2 separate regions of the Homo sapiens genome follow, and region 2 is linked to region 1. A link is a contact called in ENCODE Hi-C or POLR2A ChIA-PET data. All regions are on one chromosome and are shown on one strand. Each heading gives the region's core, a stretch centred on a gene start or an enhancer-like site at or near the end of the contact. The rest is flanking DNA. Distances are from core to core; before and after follow the strand shown.

Evidence for each region. Hi-C counts contacts between places; a loop is a spot of excess contacts on that map. ChIA-PET counts read pairs that join two places held with the same protein, here RNA polymerase II (POLR2A). Pooled maps may share reads with other maps.
Region 2: a map of IMR-90 shows a loop between it and region 1 (4-fold over the local background). The contact joins two enhancer-like sites. A Hi-C loop is called at or near these places in 2 of 168 maps with a recorded cell type or tissue (IMR-90 and ascending aorta) and 7 of 50 pooled maps. POLR2A ChIA-PET finds 5 or more read pairs at or near these places in 1 of 52 experiments (H1).

The regions. Positions count from the first base shown.
Region 1 is chr10:113,051,565-113,057,763 of GRCh38, forward strand. The region is part of intron 5 of TCF7L2 (transcription factor 7 like 2); the gene reads left to right. Among named protein-coding and RNA genes, the nearest start is that of SNORA87, 9.3 kb to the left of the region's middle. RefSeq lists enhancers at 1,403-2,381, 2,382-3,360, 5,288-5,787 and a silencer at 2,346-2,640. Within about 2 kb of position 2,412, at least 9 of the 41 ENCODE cell types and tissues checked have a DNase peak (open chromatin) inside an H3K27ac peak, as active enhancers do; they include ascending aorta, where a contact is called at or near this core.
Region 2 is chr10:113,382,243-113,388,441 of GRCh38, forward strand. No RefSeq gene overlaps it. Among named protein-coding and RNA genes, the nearest start is that of HABP2, 170 kb to the right of the region's middle. RefSeq lists an enhancer at 1-410 and a silencer at 3,068-3,177. Within about 2 kb of position 3,014, at least 8 of the 41 ENCODE cell types and tissues checked have a DNase peak (open chromatin) inside an H3K27ac peak, as active enhancers do; they include ascending aorta, where a contact is called at or near this core.

The sequences.
Region 1 (6,199 bases), core at 1,162-3,661:
GCAGAGCACGCATGCTTTCTTTAAGAACAGGTTGGTTTGTGGTCGTCTGAGGACTGTTTTAAGGAGACTTATTATACACAATCATCCCCCACAAATGATTTCTAAAGAGAGGCTGGTATGAAAGAAGGAGTTTCCATGATTCTGTCCTGTGGTTCTGGGGAATTCTGAAAATGAACTTTAGATATTTTTGTGAAATTCTTATTTTCATATTTTTGGTATCTCAGAGTTTTCTTTTCTGGCTTCTGTTTAACATACTCTTCTTTGCCCTAAATCTCTCTTATTTTTGCTCCTTGGGACAACTGAAGAATCCTTAGATAATTAATAGTATGAAATACTGCCCTTTTAGTTGAAAAATGTCACAATAATGTAATAAGATAAATAAGGAGGTGTCGCTTTAACCTGTATCGTGTAGTCTCCTCTACTTACTAACACTTACTTGTATTACTAGAAGCATTATTTTTTAAATCATGGAAAATTGGTGGCAAGCTGAGCATACAGTTGTTTATTTCTGTTTGACTGATTATTACAACTTCATTATTTGATGAAGGTTCTGTACGTTTTCCTTTAAGACACATAGAAATTGTGAGAAGATCCTGCAGCCCCGAAAGGCTACAGTGTTGATCCAAGGACTCTGAGCCGAGTGCAGGGTTTGTACTTGGACCTGCAGGCTGGGTGGCGTCTGTGGGAGCAGTGTGTTGAGAGAGATTCTGAGGCTGTATGTGTCAGGGCCTCCAGGGGAAGGATGCATTGATGGATTAATTTCTGCCAAGGCTGAAAGAGGAGAGAGTAAGAGGCTGTAGAGGTGTCACAGCTGTCATTGCTGTTTTAGGCAGTCAAGCTTTTGGGAAAGTGTCAGAAATTGAGCCCCCTACTGGATCTATCGGAGCCCTGTCAAATGTCCATTTAGATGTCCTGGTGAACAAAAGTTCTCTGACTCACCATTTAAAAACTTGTTCCAAATGAAATTATGGGAGAAAGGAACATTTTTCATCCGAACCCAGAATGAGGATGTACCCAAGGAAAAGGACGTAGGCTCAGGAGCTGGACTGTGGCTCAGCTGGCCTGATGTATCCCACTTTGTTCCTCCCATGGCTGGGATGTCTCTTTGCTCTCCATGACCCATGTATCTTGAGGACATGACACATGGACCAAGCTTGAACTGCGGATTCATTTTTATGCATTCTACCTGTGAATGATTGCAGCGGATCTAGTCGTATTTCTGAGAGTTACTCAAACTGGACTTCAGCAGTGAACTCTACAGTTCTCTTTTCCTCCCACCTTTCTATTAGACATTGCATGATACAAAAATCAAGATATTTCTAAGAGGGTGATAACTTCAATGTTATCTAAACTTTTAATTTGGAAGAAGAGGGGTTCTTTGTTCTTTTTAAAAAGATACAAACGAACTTCTTTATCTGATTCTTTTTTTGGTGCAAACCCATGATGCCTTCTTCCTGATTCATCTGCTACACTGTGAGTTCAAGCCTGGCGTGGGACACAGGCACAGCTCTCATGCCAACGATCTCATGGTTAAGTTTTGGAACATAATTTGAAAAATGTAACCCATTGAGAGGCAGTAAGGACATACGGTGAGCTAGTGCGTGTTTGGACGTCTGTGTGGAATAAGTGAGTGGGTAGAGAGGACATTTGTCAAGGAGCGGGAGGGCGGGCCATTGGCTTGGGGGAAATGGGCTGAGACTCTAGGGGTGGCCAGCACCGCATACGGAGGCCAGCAGGGTTGGGCTTGGCTAAGTGCTGTGGTGTCTGGATGCCTATGTGAGTTTCCTCCAGAAGTTTTCAGTTGGCAAAGTAGAACCTGCTGGATATGTAGCAAGGGTGTGGATTGTCGGGATCCTGCTGGGCGCAGGCGTGTGATACCAGAGGTCAGAACAGAAGCTGAGGGATGAGGCTTTGGGAGCTTTTTGTCATGCACTGTCCTGGAGCCTCAGTTACTACAAAGTCTGCAAATGATAGACCGGAGCTTTGGTTCTGCCTGATGCTAGCTCCCCTGTTCCTGATTTTTCTTTTCAATATTAGACTTAATCCCAGAATTCACATGTTGAAAGAAAACTTAGAGGTCTAGTGACATAAAAGCCTCATTTTGATCGTTACAGAACTGATGCCTTGAGAAATGGAGAGAGAAGTACACGATCATGGTAATACTGGATGTTCACTGAGCACTCACTAGCTCCAGGCCTTTTCTAAGTAATTTATGAAGTTGTCAGGTTTAATCCTCACAACGCCCTTATGAATGAGCTATTGTTATTATCCCGATTTGGCAGATGAGGAAACTGAGGCTTGAGGGGAGGATGACGTACTCAAGGTCACACAGCTGGGAGGCGGCAAGCTGGAAGTTGAACCCAAGGAGTCTCACATCGGAGCCAGGACTCTCACCCTTCAGTGTTATGCTGCCTTAATCAGGCACACATACAGGCGGGGAGAGGCAGGTTTCCGGACACCAGACTAGGCTGGTGCCGGTCAGGCTACACCAGGGAACCTGGAGGCCTGTCATTCTTTTGTGATGCTGTTAGTTCCTGTTGAGGAAGTGAGGCTTTGTGGGTTCCCAGGAGGAAAAGGTATGAACTCATGGCAAAAGAAAGGAACCAAAAAAGGGAGATTTGCATCACAATGAGCCTTCTATTCATCCTAAATTATACCTCCTTTTATACCATGTGTGTCTGCAAACTTGTGGGTAAATCACAAATCTTTCTGGTAAGTTACAATGGATGGAAGGTTTTTGCATTTCTCTCAAATCACCAACCATTTAATGCTATGTGTAGTCACTCCCTAATCTATCTTTTGTATAAATTTGGATCTTTGAGTATTGGGGTTTTCCATGATGTTTGGCAGTTCCCCTTAGGGTGTCTATCTCAAAGTTTGTCACACTGACAAGCTTTGGGGAGAGAAGTTAGAGGTGGGCTTCCCTGTTTTTAGTGGCTGTGTCTGATTGTTCTGTCTGTTCTCCAGGACAGGAGAGATTGATTGCTTTCTAGCTTTTTTTAAAATTAAAACAACAACAACAAAAAAATACAGAAAGGTACAAAGGATAACAAACACATTCATGTACCTGCCACCTAAAATAACAATTACTAATCTTTTCACCCTCCTAGCCCATGATCTTCCCTCCCAGGCTGTTATTAATATGAAAACCGAGTTCAGGTTTTTATACTTTTCGACATCTATTTATATTAACGTATGTATTATAAATAATCTTAGTAGTTTTTAACTTTGACATAAGTGGCTTCACATTCCACATAACATTCTGCAGCATGTTTTCTTTTATTTTTATTTTTTTCTTTATTTTTAAATTTTTATTTTGCAGCATGCTTTTCTTATTCAACATTACATTTGAATTTTTTCAACATTGTACATTGAAATTTAGCTCATTCTTTTTAACTGCTCTGTAGTATTTATTGTATGCATATACTACAGCTTTCTATTTCTGTATTGATGGTTAATTAGGTTGCTTACAGTTTTTTAAGATTACAGATTCTGCTGTAATAACCATCCTTTGGGCAAGTGTATGTAGGTACCTATATATGAGTTTCTCTAGGATTCATACCAAAGTAGAGGAATTGGTAGGGCATTGGTTTGCTGGTTTTAATTTTAATTCACATGCTATTGTCAAGCTCTCCAGAACAACTGGATGAGTTGATTGGATCAATGAGTATTTCCATCACCAGCATATAAACTCTTTCCTCATAATCACACCAATGCTTGATCCTGTTGGACTTAAAATTTTTGCCAATTTGCTGGGTATGCAACGGCATCTTACCTAATTTGCCTTTATTTGATGACTCCTGAGGTTGAACATCTGGTCATATGTTTATTTTCTCCTCTGTGGCTTGCCTGGTTTAATGCCTTCTTCATTTTAAAGAATCAGATAGTTTTCTGTTATTGATTTATAGGAACTCTTTATATAAGTTGAAAACTTGATTATATGTGTTGGAAATACTTTTTCTAGGCTGTGATGTTTTAAAATATTGCTTTAGATGGGTTTTCATTTTTACCTTTTATTTTAGAGATGGAGTCTCACTGCATTGCCCAGGCTGGATTGCAGTGGCTATTCACAGGAAAGAGCATAGTATGTTACAGCCTCCACCTCCTGGTACCAAGAGGTCCTCCTGCCCCAGCCTCCTGAATAGGTGGGACCACAGGTGCACATCACTGTGCCTAGCTTTGGATGGGTTTTGAAAGAAAGAAGTTTTAAATTTTAATGCCCTCAAATTCATCTGTATTTTCCTCTGTGCTTTTATTTTGTACCCACTCTAAGTAGCTCCGAATTCTGCAGATAGTTGGTGCAGGAATTCTGATTTTGAGTGGACATCTGCTCTCTAACAGTCACATTGAAGGAAATTAGGTTTTTTTGGTAGGAATCTAAGCAAGGGGTTGATTTGTAAACTAGGCTTTAAATATGATTTTAAGCAACTCACTTAGAACAAGATACAAAAATTGTGGACTGGACCTATATCTGGAAAACTTGAAAGTGCTAGGGCAATAAATAATTCTTGGTCACATACAGCCGAGATCCTGGGCTCCTGACTCTGGGACAGAAGCTTTCTATATTTTATCTCATCAGTCTTTGCAACAGGCTCCTTGAAGCAATTTTATCCCCATTTTAGAGATAAGAAAACCAGAGCTTAAAGCAGTTAGATAATTTATGAAGTAAGTGGCAGAGCCAAGATTCAAATCCAGACCTTTCTGACCACAAAGCTCGTTGCTGAATACCGCGCCTCATTGCCTTCTTGCGAATTACTTGGGATTTGTTTGAATCCCAAAATCTTTATATGTTATTTTAAATTTGAATCTAATTGGAAGTGGGGCAGTGAGGGTAGAGGACAGAAAGAAGGGGAAGAGCTTGAGACTCAATAATAGAAACAAAAAACCCGTCTCCAGGAGGGCGGTTCAAAAGGAAGAATTCCATATTTCATGTAACTGAAACGTTAAAAGCCCAAATAATTGCATCATGCAAGTCTGATGCTGAGTAATCACCCTCCCCCATATTATTGGGGAGAGGGGGCAAGAAGTCTGGGAAGCTGTTTTTGCCTAAGGAATTACATTCCAGGGGACTCTGAGGATTTAGGTAACCACAAAAGCCATTTATTTCGAGTACACTGAGATTTCTACCACTTTGATCCCTAATCCATAGCATAATTAATAAATGAAATGTGCTGTAGCATGGGTTTTTTACAAAGTGTACTTTTAAAATGGCTTTTGGTCTGACATGATTCATTTGCCACTTGGAAAAGCGTCATCGCCTCAGATGGGCAGGCTGGGAGAGGCTGCCTGGTGGGTAGCTGAGGGCGGTTTCCTGGGGCACAGTTCCTGCCTTGGGCCTCTACAGAGCGGTCTCATCCAAACATCTCCCAGACTCTGCGTTTTCCAGGAAGCGTGCAGAAATAGGAGGCCAGTACTGAAATGCTATCTGCTCTGTGTATGTCAGAAGACCACAAACCACTTATAACAAATGAAGATCTTTTTATTTGTTCTTATCCCTTTATGTCACTTGAGGAAAGTTGCTGTGAGTAGGTGATGATCATTACAGTGATCACTGGTTGCCCAAACTGAGAAGCCAGACATTTGGCTTGGTTTCTCTCCCTTCCTCTTGTCTCTCCTACCCTGTAAACACATACTTGGTGATTACCCATGGGGAGACAAGACAGGCTGGGAATATATACTTCTGCAACTTCAGCCTCCTGGGTTCCAGCGATTCTCCTGCCTCAGTCTCCAGAAGAGCTCGGATTACAGGTGTGCACCACCAGGCCCAGCTAACTTTTTGTATTTTTAGTAAAGATGGGGTTTCATCATGTTGGCCAGGCTGGTCTCGAACTCCTGACCTCAGGTGATCTGCCCTTCTCGGCCTCCCGAAGTGGTGGGATTATAGGCGTGAGTCACCGAGCCTGGCCCCAGGCAATAATATACCAGTGGGCAAGAAAATATTCTTGCTCTCATGGGACTTCTGTTGGGGGTCAGGGTATAGGGAGGAAGGCATAGAGATGAAAACCAGTAAATAAGTAACAGGGGAAAACATTTTAAATACATTAATAACTAATAAAATAGAAATAAATCTGTTGGCTACTTAACAGGATGTGCCACATTCCAGATACATTACGTTAATCCTTATGATCTTTGGGGGCTAAGTATTAGTATTCCATTTTACGGATGAAGAGACTGAGGCTCAGAGGGAAGGGAGGTGGCT
Region 2 (6,199 bases), core at 1,764-4,263, 330 kb after region 1:
TGTTCACCGAAATTGGGTAAAATCAAAGAGACTTAAAAAGAAACCCCAATTCCTTTTTAACCTCCAAGTGAGAATGGGTTGAAAAATGAGACACACTCGAGGGGCATGATGAGTTAAACACTGATGTGTCTCATCCTCAGAGAACAGGAAGGGCAGATCACCCGACATCTGGTTAGAAGTCAGCTTCATAATTCATGCAGATATTGTGAAGAAAATTCCTCAGTGAAGCCTGGAAAAATTTAGCTTTGCTCAATGCAAGGGAATAAATCAGCATTGTTTCCGCGTGCAGCCCTTGTTTTAGAAAGCAAGGGTAGCTGTAAGCAATACTGAGTCCCACCTGTGAATGTCCTCTTTCTCTGCCACCCCTACCTCCTCCACCTTCTCCTTTCCTCCTAGTTTTGGGAGTCCTGTAAAATCCTGTATTTACACTGGGATACTGGAAAACTTGGTCATTACCAGCACATAATGACAGGTTGGTTAATTAATGGTGTGCATTCAAAAATGGGAGTAGGACAAACAAGACAGCTAATTTTGATAATGAACAGATTCGAAGCAACCAGATGACAGTGTTCTCTGTATATAGTTCCACACCAGCCATGTTTTTGTTTGGATTCTGTGTTAATTTTAGAAACTGTAAAACACAACATGCCAAATTGGTTGATTGAAATAGTGCTACTTCCCAGAGGCTAACAATCTGTTGTCTCTTGCAAGAGGCAAGAGGTTGCAGCATAAGTGCTTACTTGGTTATAGGCAAGAGCCTCCACGCAAACCGGGGAATTGAGACAGTTGTCCAGGAAATTCAGTGCCTCAGTTAACTGGCTGCTTTGAGTATTTTGATTCTGCTTGATGCCTGTCTGCGTATTCCTTCATTCATTTGTTTATGCTGCCATTCATTACATATTGGTTCAACTCTCTTTGCCAGTATAGACCCAGATTATATTTTGATCGGGAACATTGTCTTTTTAGTCAAAGTTACAAAGAGTATTTTCCCTAAAGACCAGTCAAGGAAGCTGGCCATTTCAAGTAATCTACAAATATTTATTCCTGAAGGAATACTAACTTTTTAGGGACCTTTTAAACCCAACAAAATCTAGTTGCTGGGTTTAAAATGAATAGAAGGAAGGACGGAAGGAAAGAGAGAAGGAAGGAAAGAAGGGAGATGGATTGGTTTGTGATTTTTAATTCAGACAAACTTTGAAGAAACACCCTTTCTTTAAATAATAAATACTGGCTGCTAATTTGTTGAATTTTAAATAATATGATAAAATGGTACTTAAGGAAGCTATACACAACAAAGATAAACATTTTTGCTCTCATGGGATCTCTATTTAAAAGTAGAAAAGATTGTTTTAACAGAGCGTCATATAATAGCAAATATGGTAGCTGGCTTATTAGAAAGTCATAAATGTTTATGTTTGACTCACATTTTGTAAAATGTTGTCACTGAGCGTGGTTATATATGGCAGTTTCTTGTAGTCCGTCTCACTAAAATTAACTGTTCACTAGTAAAAGGTTCACAATACTGGGTATAACTTAATGAGAATTAAAACAAGCTCCTCTTTTCAGCAGAGCTTTTGCTTGAGAGAAAAGTCCCCCCAGAATATCAGGGAGATACTTCAGATAAACATTCAGAATCACCTCCTGGCTAAGCATGTGAGCCAGGAAAAAAAGAAAAAAAAAAAAAAAAAAAAGAAAAAACTCAGTCAAGACCCCCATGGCAAGTGGAAAGGATTTGAAATAGCTCATAATTTGGGCTTTGAGCTATTCTGCAGGGTTGTTAGCTGTTTGGTATGATTCGTTTTATCCAAGAGCAGTTCCGGATTGTCAGGCATCCTCTCTTATTGCAAAGATAAATAAATAGAAATTCAGACATTCGGGGAGAATTTGACTTTTATTTCCTTCTTCCTCATTAGAGCCTATTTGGACCCTCACCCCCACCCCCACCCCCCTTTTAAGCCTTTCCGTTTCATGATAACTCTTTCAAGAAGAGAAACAAGCATAAAACAAACAACAGTTAGAAAGAAGCAACCACCTTGTTGGGGATTCCTGTGAATGTATTTAGAAATGAAACACTTCTTGCTTTTGCTTTAATAAGCATTTAGGAGGCTCTACTATCGGGCCATGAGTAATGAGAAAGAGGTATGGTTTTGATTTACTACTGTAGTTTAAATAGACTTAGAATCCAGTGAAATTGTTTTGTTCTAATTCTATCCATTTTTTTCTCAGTTCACCAACTTCTCAAAGAAAGACTTTCCCCAAGTAGCCGGCATTTTCCCAGTATGATAAGGCAAGCAGCGAGAAAGTTTTGTTGTTGTCTTTGTCTTGCTTTTCCCCACTTCAAGCCTCTGAGGCCCCATGGAAATCCTTGGAGTACACTTGGTTGAGTATGGACCATTCTAAATGAAATACAAATCAAAAGCATCCTTTCACTGGCCCCTTTAGGTTCTTAAGCAGAAGAATGTTCTGATCACTGAAGCCATTTCAAGACCTGAAATTAGAAAGTAATAAAAAATATCACACTCTCCCTGGTGGGTAGGACATATAATTGGTTCCCCAGCAGGACTTCAGCTCCAAGTGAGAAATGCGTAGCCTGTGGATCCTTGCTTTCAGAAGAACCACATGCAAACACTACCAAATAAGTAAAAAATAAGCAAAGGGAAACAGGAAAACCAGAGACAAATTCAGAAATAAATAGCCAAGGGCTAGAAAGAATAAAGAAAAAAAAAAAGCATTAACCCCAGATGTCTTTAAACACAAAAATTTGTGCACAAAACACCAGACGAGACGGTAAGTTTATGTGTTTAGATCAGCTTGGACAAACACCGCTGTTCAGGACTGCAGTTATTTTTTTGGATTCCATTCTGGCTGCAAGATGTTCTTGGGGAGAAAATGGACTGTGCTCACACAATCCTAACTGTTTGGGATTTGACTTAAAAAACTGGCCAGGGCCTTGATTTGCAGCTCACTCTTGGCCTAAGCCCGGCGTTCCAGCCGGTTGGGTTTTGTTGCTCGTGGAGTTTGGAAGCCGAACAGTTGGGGTGTGCTGCGATGGACAGGGCCACTGAGCACACAGAGCCTGGTGCTATGCTGCCACCTTCTGTCTAATGTGTCATAGCAAGAGGTGGCTGAGCTCTGGACTGCCTAGAAAACTCGGTGACTTTCTGCCTTTGAGAGTCAGGTCCTCTATAATCTGCACATTCCGGAGCAGCAGTGCCCTCTCTTCCTGTACACCTGTGGGTTCAAGGCCTTGGGGGCTGGCCCTTTGATAGCTTCTTCCAGAACCCACGCCAGTCTGTTTGTTTGCCTCTCTTCCTCATTCCCTCCCTCTCTCCCTGCCAGATCTTGAAGTTTCCGTAGGTAGAAGGGTCTGGAAAAACGAGGTTGAAGGCAAAGACAGGGCTTTTCGTTTTCAAACGTCAGCACACTCTTGTCTAAATTACTGCCAAAGACAAATGGGATGAAGTGGAGGAAAGGAAAAGTGAGATTGAATAGCAGGAAAAAAGCCCTGACAGCAAGATCTATTGCCCTGTGGAGAGGTGTCCCCAGGGGTGAGCTATTGGTTGAGATATTTAAAACTTGAGTGGACAAAACATTAGACCCTTCACCACAGGGAACAATTCTACAGCAGCCCCTGGGACCTGACCCTCGTGAGCGCAGAGGTCCTTCCCAACTCTAATTTTTTATGATTTCTCAATTGACTTCCCATTCTATAAAAAGTATTCTGTTGCTGCTCAGAAACCCAACTGCTTTGACATTCTGTTTGAGGTCGGGATGGTTTCAATCTACTTTCAGTTGTGTGCAGCATTGAAAATGCCCCTATACCTACTTTTTTTGAGCCAAAGAAATGTAAATTCATATAATTAAGCCTAGAAATATGTATTTGAGGAATGACATAGGGGACACTGCCCTTGACAACTGGCCAAGACATGACTCGCCAAGCACCCGGGGATTTGCTGTACAGCCTTTGACAAATGCTTACCCTTTCTGAGTCACCAGTTTTCATTGGGTTGTCTCACTGGTCAGGATGAGAATATCTGATGCCAGTTGGGAACATTTTGGAAGGACTGTGGTGGTGAAAGAAATAGCTTAGTTCTGCACCTGATTGCCAATCACTCCTTGTTGTGAGGATTGTACACTTCTCAGCTTGCAGGCCTGGATCAGGGGAGACAAAAGGAGGGAGAGAGGTGAGATGTCGGATGTGCGGTCATGGTCTTTGCTTGCAGGTTCTCCCTCCCTGGGGTGACTGGGTTCAGCCATCCAGCTGATTATTTTTAGGCTCTTGTTAATTGCCAGGCATGGAGCTAGGAGCTTGTGTGTCAGAGTGGAAGTGAACAAAAACAGTGGAGAACAAATGGAGTCCTCAGGGATACCTATCTCAGTGGCTTCGAACTGTTCTTAGGGTAAAGTTTAAAATCCCACATTCTGCAAAGCATCAGGTGATCTGGCCCTTCCTGCTTCTTTGATCTCTCCTTGGACCTTTCTCCAGCAGGCTGAGTTCCCTCAATTTTCCTTGGTGAGCTCTGTTTCTTCTCATCTCAGTGCCTGCCTGGGTGCTCAGCCCAGACACTCCTGGTCTTGCCACCCCTTTCACCTGGTCAGTGCTGCTTCTCATCTTTCAGTTCCCAGCTGTAAGGTCTCTTGCCCAGAGACGCCTTCCCAGACCTCTGGGCTGGGGTTCAGTTTCTCCAGCATGTGCCCCTCTGGGCCTTGTCTCATCTCTATCCAAGCACATGCCATTAAGGGTGAGTGCAGGACTGGAGGTTTACTATGGATCTCCTTGCCAGCCCATGCTCCGTGTGACAGGCAACTCGCTTGTCTTGTCTTTGCCTCGCAGGGCCTCCCACAGGGCCTTGTTCAAAGTATAGCTGTTGAGTGGATGAACAAATGAAAGGCTGAATGAATGAAGTGCTATAACATTGGTAGGCACTGTTGCAGAGGTTGAGATAAGGAATTGCACCCGGAAGGGCTTCCTGTAGGAAAAGTTAAGAGTTTCTCTGTTAAGAAAGGTCTGGGGGCAGTTTCTACTGGTTACCCTCCTCACCCCATCCCCACCAGCCTAGGAATGGGGTCAGTTTAAAATTTCTCATTGTAAAATAATACATAGCTGTAGTAAGAAATTCAAACATTACTGAAATGTATAAGCACTAAAAGTCACCATCCTTGCCCCTACAGACATCCTACCCTTTTGGGGATAACCATTACTTCCCTTCCTCCCTCCCAGATGTTTTCTTTATACCTTTTCCTCAGTTGTGGAATTATTTTAAAGTGTTTTATTCTGCCCCAAAAGGTGTATGACAATGTCCTAGAGGGCCTGACTCATTATTTTACTCAACTGGGGATTTGGGGAAAGTCTGGAAAAGTTTGCAGGCCAGAGTTTATTTCCTAGGAGCCAATTTCCCAGCCCTGGGACACAGGGGTTTTGGTCTGGAGAGACCTTTTTCAGTAAGTACAGTGACTATTGATTTCTGCCACAAAGAAGATTGATATGCCAGGAAATCTTAATAGTATGGAAAATATGAATAGTTTGAATGCATTTATGCTCAATAATTCTCAAGTTTAGGGATCGCTTTAATTACACACACACACACACACACACACACACACACACACACACACACACACACAAACCCTGGAGCACAGATGTTGGTCTTCTTTATGATGAGCAGGATAGGGTGAAAGGGGAAGAGTTAGTGATGAGAGCTGATGTTGGTGAGGGCCCTTCATCGGGCTAAGTGCTCTCTCTATATGTATCATTTTATTCAAGTTCCCTGACAACCTTGTGAACTGGGCCCTGCTATTGTCATTCCCAGTTTACAGATGAGGGAACTGAGAGTCAGAGAATTGAAGTATCTTACTCACGGTCAGCAAAACAAGTGAGGGTCGGAGCTAGGACTTCCACCCAGGCCAACTGGCATGAGAGCCTGCAGGCTTAACTACAAAGCAGTTTTGGCACCTGCCTAAGTTTAAGACTGCGGGATGGGATATGGAATCAGAAGACCTAGCTGTATTCCCTCTTAGCTATAGGAGCTAAAATATTCTCATTTCTCAGAATGTCAGTCTCAACCCTTATAAATGAGGATGATAATTGCCATCCCACAGGGTAATTGGAGCTACTAAATGGAAGTTTTTGGTCAACTCCAGCACACTGTTCCATTTTTATGAATGCCTCTTAGGTGGCCGGGAGTTCAAGACCAGCCTG